Linked DNA regions of Homo sapiens: region 1 is linked to region 2. Evidence: chromatin contacts called from ENCODE Hi-C or POLR2A ChIA-PET data. All regions are on one chromosome and are shown on one strand. The core of a region is the stretch at or near the end of the contact, and the rest is flanking DNA. Distances in the headings are between cores, read along the strand shown.

Region 1 (2,700 bases), core at 101-2,600, 39 kb after region 2:
GTCCTGGGCAGCTTTCTGAATTTCATCCTGGCAAGGAGAGGGATGCTCATGGCCCTTCCTGGAGTTTCCTGCCACTCTGAGAGGGAGGCACTGGGTGGCAGTGCTGTGTGACCGTGGCCACGTCCTGCTCCATCTCTGGCCCTCTGTTTCTTCTTCTGGGAAATGGGGATTCTTTGTTAACCCTCTGGAGACCAGGTCTTCTGCCTGTAGCATTTGATGGTGCCATCCTTTTTAGTTTAATCATTTTGTCTCTGCAGTGTTATCTTCATCACCACCACTGTCATCTTCATCACCACCACTGTCACCTTCATGAAGCACACATCAGTTGCTTCACAAGCATTTAATCATCACACCTCTCCAAGGCAGGTGGTATTATCCCCATTTTCCAAGTGAGGGAATTGAGGTTCAGAGAGGTTGAGTAACTACCCAGGGACACACAGCTAGTGAGTGATACCACACGTATTACCTCTCTGCATCATTTGTGCTCATTGATAGGTGATTAGGGATCTGTGTGGGATTTGTTCTAGTGACCCTGGCACCCATGGCTAAGGCAGCGGTTCAGGGGAAATGCAACAAGTTTAATTATGTAGATCCACCATTTAACTTAGAGTTTCTATTAAACAATGCTGCAAGATGTAACGTTTCATTGGGTTGCATCCTTTATTCCCCGGGAACTCCAAGGAGGGAAGATAGGCTACAGGCAGCCAAGGGCTGGACAGACTGCTGGGTGGCTCCTCTCATCTTCCTTACCCTCAGGTGTGTCTAAAAGCTCCAGCTCAGACCAAGAGGGGGCCATGTCCGAAACAGGCATCACTGCCTGGAACTGGCTTCCTTGCTACTGTTCAGGTTGTTTTGTGGCTGGGAGGGTCCCCCATCTGAGATGACAAATGTGACATATACTCTTGGAAGTACATGATCTATTAGTCACAGCAAGAGAATCTGCCATGCAAAGCCTTTATTTCATTGGAAGCTTGTTTACTGTCCGGCGAGCTGGCTGCTGTGACGAGAAGCCACAAGTACAATACCCCGATTGTGTCCTTCAGGACCTCAAAATTGCAGTTCTTACACAAACTCAGTTCTTGCTGTGAGAAAGGTTTTCTCTGTGCTTCTTCGCCTCCAAAAGTGAGATTGAATGCTTTCCTTGTGTCAGGCTTAATCAAGCAGTGGAGGCAATAACGGAAGATGCAGGAGGATTAGGCTCGCTCAGGCAATCTTTTCCCTTTGGGGATCATACTTGGGCTTGTTCTTTGGATTTAACACAGACGCTTATAGCTGACCTATAGAGAGACAGACACTGGGCACGGCCAGCCAGCAGCTGGCCATGGGGAACCCTTGCTCAGTTTGGAAGGCAGTGCCCGATGTTTATGAGGCACTCCCTGCGTGCCAGGCACCACGCAGAGTGCTGAGTCTATGATCTCACTCAATCCCCGGAGCAGTATAATGAAGGATGCTTCAGATGTGGACATGGAGGGAAGGAGAGGTTCTGACTCACCCAAGGGCACACATTAGTGAGTGGTGGAGCCAGGTCTCACACAGGCATTTGGTTCCAGAGCCCAAGTTTGCAGGACACCTGGCATGTGCTCATTGCCACCACTGACGTAGAACATGAGATGCAGAGCACGTGTGCAGGATGAAGGAGCATTGACAGTAGTGCAGGGGATTGAGGCCTGGACTGGGCAGTGTTAAATGAAATCATTAAAGTTATACACATCCCATTTGTGGTAACCAGTTGACTGCAAAGCACCCTAGAATCACTCTTGAAGTTCTAACAATTGCTTTCCAAACAAAAGAAAGGACGGGCGTGTCTGTTTGTATGTGTGTTTTAGGGCTTGTGACTCATCTGGAGCATCTGTTCCTCATAAGAGCACTTTTCCAAACAGGATTTGTGAAGAGGTGACCCAAATTTCAAGACAATGTTGGATGCAAACGGATTTGCCAGCAACTGCATCACTGTCAAAACCAGCTCTGCCCGTGTCTTCCGAAGATACCAAGTGAAATACATGTAGATGGGATTTACATCTGAAAAACCAAGGCAAGAGGCCATGGGAAGGGACGGAGGTGGAACAGGACTGGACAGAAGCTGATAAATGGTTGTTGCTGAGTACTGGGCAGATAGGGGTTGGTTATCCTATTGTCTTTACTTTCATATATTTTATTTTTTCTGTAATAAAACAAATTAAAATCACCTGTCGTGACCTCACAGGGGCCAGTGTGGGTTGTGGCGTGAGGCAGGAAGCTCTGCAGAGTTCCTTGGTCAAAAGGATTAATTACAAAAGAACTCCATGAACACCGAGAAGAAGAGAAGGGAATCCTGGCATTTAAAGCCACAAAGAAACTTGATATGGTCTTGTCTCCTTCTCTCAATTGACAGTGAGAAACTGAAGACCAGAGAGGGTGAGTGGTTTACTCAGTTTGGCACAACTGACCCCAACCTAGCCCTCCATGAGGACTGAGCGCATGAGAGATCCTGAGCCACAGCCGCCCAGCCCTGCTCCTCTCGAATTTCTGACCTACAGGAACTGCAAGAAGTAATGAAAGACTGCTGTTTAAAGCCACTGCATTTTGGCATGATTTGTTATGCAGTCGTAGATAACCAGAAAACATCGGATTTACATTTTAAGGTAAACTTTTTATTGAAACATCACATACACACAGAGACGTCCACCAATTGGCTCGATGAGCTTTCTCAAAGGAAACACA
Region 2 (2,700 bases), core at 1-2,500:
CCCACCAGGGGAGGGTGCCCCGCTTGCAGCCGATGTTTACGTTGGGAACCTCCCCGGGGACGCCCGTGTGAGTGACCTGAAGAGAGCCCTGCGGGAACTCGGCTCCGTGCCCCTGCGGCTCACCTGGCAGGGCCCGCGGCGCAGAGCCTTCCTCCATTACCCGGACTCTGCCGCAGCCCAGCAGGCCGTCTCCTGCTTGCAGGGCCTGCGCCTGGGCACCGACACCCTGAGGGTGGCGCTGGCCAGGCAGCAGAGGGACAAGTGACCTCGTGGACAGCCACGGAGCTCACTGCAGACTCGCCATCCCCGTCCCCTGCCGCTCCGGTTCCGATGGCACTCGAGAGGCCTGCGTGGCAAGACGTGTCGGAGCCACCGCCTGAGCTGCTCGGGTCTCAATTCTTCTCAGAAGTCACCGCTCAGTGAACGCCCAGGCCCTCCTGTGAGTGGGGAAGCCGCCCTGCGGTTCATCTCACAGCGCGCAGAGACTGCAGCCTCCCAATCGTGCAGGCTCGGGCCTTGAGTCGGTTTCTGTTTCTCTGGAGGGACAGAGCAGAGGGGCCAGGGACTGAGTGAGTGGCTAAGCAGGGGAGGGTGATGTGAAGGTGATCTCGAGTTTGCCAGGGGTGGGCTGAACAGGAGAAGATGAACAAAGGATCCGGCTCTCAAAAGGCCCTGGCAGGGACTGGATGCTGGGTACAGAAGCGCGCCCTTGGGCTTCAGGCTCCTGAGCTGGCAGCACGGCAGGGAGAGCTCCATCCATGTCGCAGGAGCCCAGGAAGCTCAGCCCCTGGGTAAAAAGTGCTCACTGCAGCTCAGATCAGTCCTCAGGTCACATTTCGGGGAGCCAGCCTCCCCTCTTCCCCTCCCCAGCCCCGCTCCTCCCTCTGTGGACACACTCCGGGCCCTCAGCCAGCTGGCTGCATGAGGAGCAGCTTTGTGCTGTGGGAGAGACCGGCTCTGGGAGAATGGGTTTCATCCCAGCCTACGTCACATTTGCCCAGTGCCTTATGTTTTCTGGGTTTTTTTCCTCCAGTTCTGTTTCTAAAAACCAGCTTGAGTTTGGCTGAACTGTCCTTTCTCAACAGAAGCGCTTTTGCAATTGATCCCGGGCAACAAGTCAAAATAAGCTTTTAAGTGGAGATTTTGTTTTTTTCAAATGTATATGCTTTGGAAATTTTGATTTTTTAGCCAGAGGGTTTTACCAAGTGTTCTTTGAAGCACATTACGATGCCTCGAGAGGGCGGCCCGTGCACGCGCTTTCAAGAAAATGTTCTCGGGACACTCGGTCTTCTCTTTGAAAGGACATTTTCTCATTGGTTTTGCCGTGAAAATCCTGTGGAGACTTCGCAAAGAAAACGCAGCCTTACATTTGCTCATTAAAGACAGATTTCCTTCCCAAGTCGCCATGAATAAAATGAGAGAGTAGAAACGTCTGGAAGCGCCACACCTGGCCCTGGGCCCTCGGCCCTCTGTGTCCTTGGCCTTGCCCCCGCCCGCACGGCTGGTCACGTTTGTCATTGGGCATTCAGCTCAGCGTCAGAGGCTGACTCAGTCCCCAGTTCAGAGTAGTCACCTGGTTACACTGAACTCCTCACCTTCTTTTCTCTCTTTTTTTAAAAAATACTTCTTTTTCTGAAAGATTCTTATTTTTTTTTTTTTGTTTACCTTTTTCCTGTGGATTTGCTGCCGTTAGAATAGCAACTCCAGGAGAAGAGCAAGTGAGTCAGCCCCCCTTCTCCACTCCCTGCCCCACCGGCAGTGGGCACAGCCCTGCAGACAGGAGCAAGGACTTCGGGGAATAGACCCACTGGGGCCGGGAGAGGGAGAAGCTGGATTCTGACCCCACCACTGGCACTCCTGTGTCCAGCCATGCCTGACGCCCACCCCACCCTCAGACGGCGGGATTAAACCAGGCAGTACAGGGTTACTCGGGGAAGCCAGACTGCTGGGATTTCCTGTCGCTTTAGCCAGAATAATCCAGGTATATGGATATACAGATAATCTGAAAGAGTTTCTCATTTTTATATTTGTGGAACATCGTGTAAGAAAAACTGAAGAGCAAGTGCCTGAAATAAAATCCCCCACATGTATCAGCCTGCACACCTTTCACTGCCCTGTCCTTCCCAGGGAGGCCTGTGGGGACAGTTCCCAAGGAGCGTGGTGAGCAGGCAGCAGTGAGGCAGGTGCTCAACAACCCAACTTCTTGTTCCCACGGCTCAGCATCGGGATTGTGTCACTCACACGTGATAAGGGGAGAATGGAAGACAACCACTTGACAACTGCTGAGACCATCCCTCTTATTTTTATATCTGTTATTATTATTTTTTGAGACAGGGTCTTACTCTGTCACCCAGGCTGGAGTGCAGTGGTGTGATCACAGCTCACTGCAGCCTTGAACCCCCAGGCTCGAGCCATCCTCCCTCCTCAGCCTCCACGTAGCTAGGACGACAGGTGTGCACCACCATGCCCAGCTAATATTTTTTAGTAGAGATAGGGTCTCCCTATGTTGCCCAGGCTGGTCTCAAACGTCTGGCCTCAAGCAATCCTCCCACCTTGGCCTCCGAAAGTGCCGGGATTACAGGCATGAGTCACTGTACCTGGCCTGTACCCTTCTTTCTGAGACAATCTCACTCTTGCCCAGGGTGGAGCGCAGGGGTGCAAACTCAGCTCACTGCAACCTCCACCTCCTGGATTCAAGCT

The links. A loop is a pair of places that touch in the nucleus more often than their neighbours do. ChIA-PET counts read pairs that join two places held with the same protein, here RNA polymerase II (POLR2A).
Region 1: a map of dorsolateral prefrontal cortex shows a loop between it and region 2 (5-fold over the local background). The contact joins two enhancer-like sites. A Hi-C loop is called at or near these places in 1 of 168 maps with a recorded cell type or tissue (dorsolateral prefrontal cortex). POLR2A ChIA-PET finds 5 or more read pairs at or near these places in 1 of 52 experiments (GM12878).

Annotation. Positions count from the first base shown.
Region 1 is chr16:86,490,185-86,492,884 of GRCh38, reverse strand. All of the region lies in intron 1 of FENDRR (FOXF1 adjacent non-coding developmental regulatory RNA), which reads left to right. Among named protein-coding and RNA genes, the nearest start is that of FENDRR, 17 kb to the left of the region's middle. Within about 2 kb of position 1,350, at least 2 of the 41 ENCODE cell types and tissues checked have a DNase peak (open chromatin) inside an H3K27ac peak, as active enhancers do; they include dorsolateral prefrontal cortex, where a contact is called at or near this core.
Region 2 is chr16:86,529,576-86,532,275 of GRCh38, reverse strand. It overlaps MTHFSD (methenyltetrahydrofolate synthetase domain containing), which reads left to right. Exons shown (of 8, transcript NM_001159377.2): 8 at 1-2,090. The coding sequence ends at 265. Among named protein-coding and RNA genes, the nearest start is that of FOXF1, 20 kb to the right of the region's middle. Within about 2 kb of position 1,250, at least 7 of the 41 ENCODE cell types and tissues checked have a DNase peak (open chromatin) inside an H3K27ac peak, as active enhancers do; they include dorsolateral prefrontal cortex, where a contact is called at or near this core.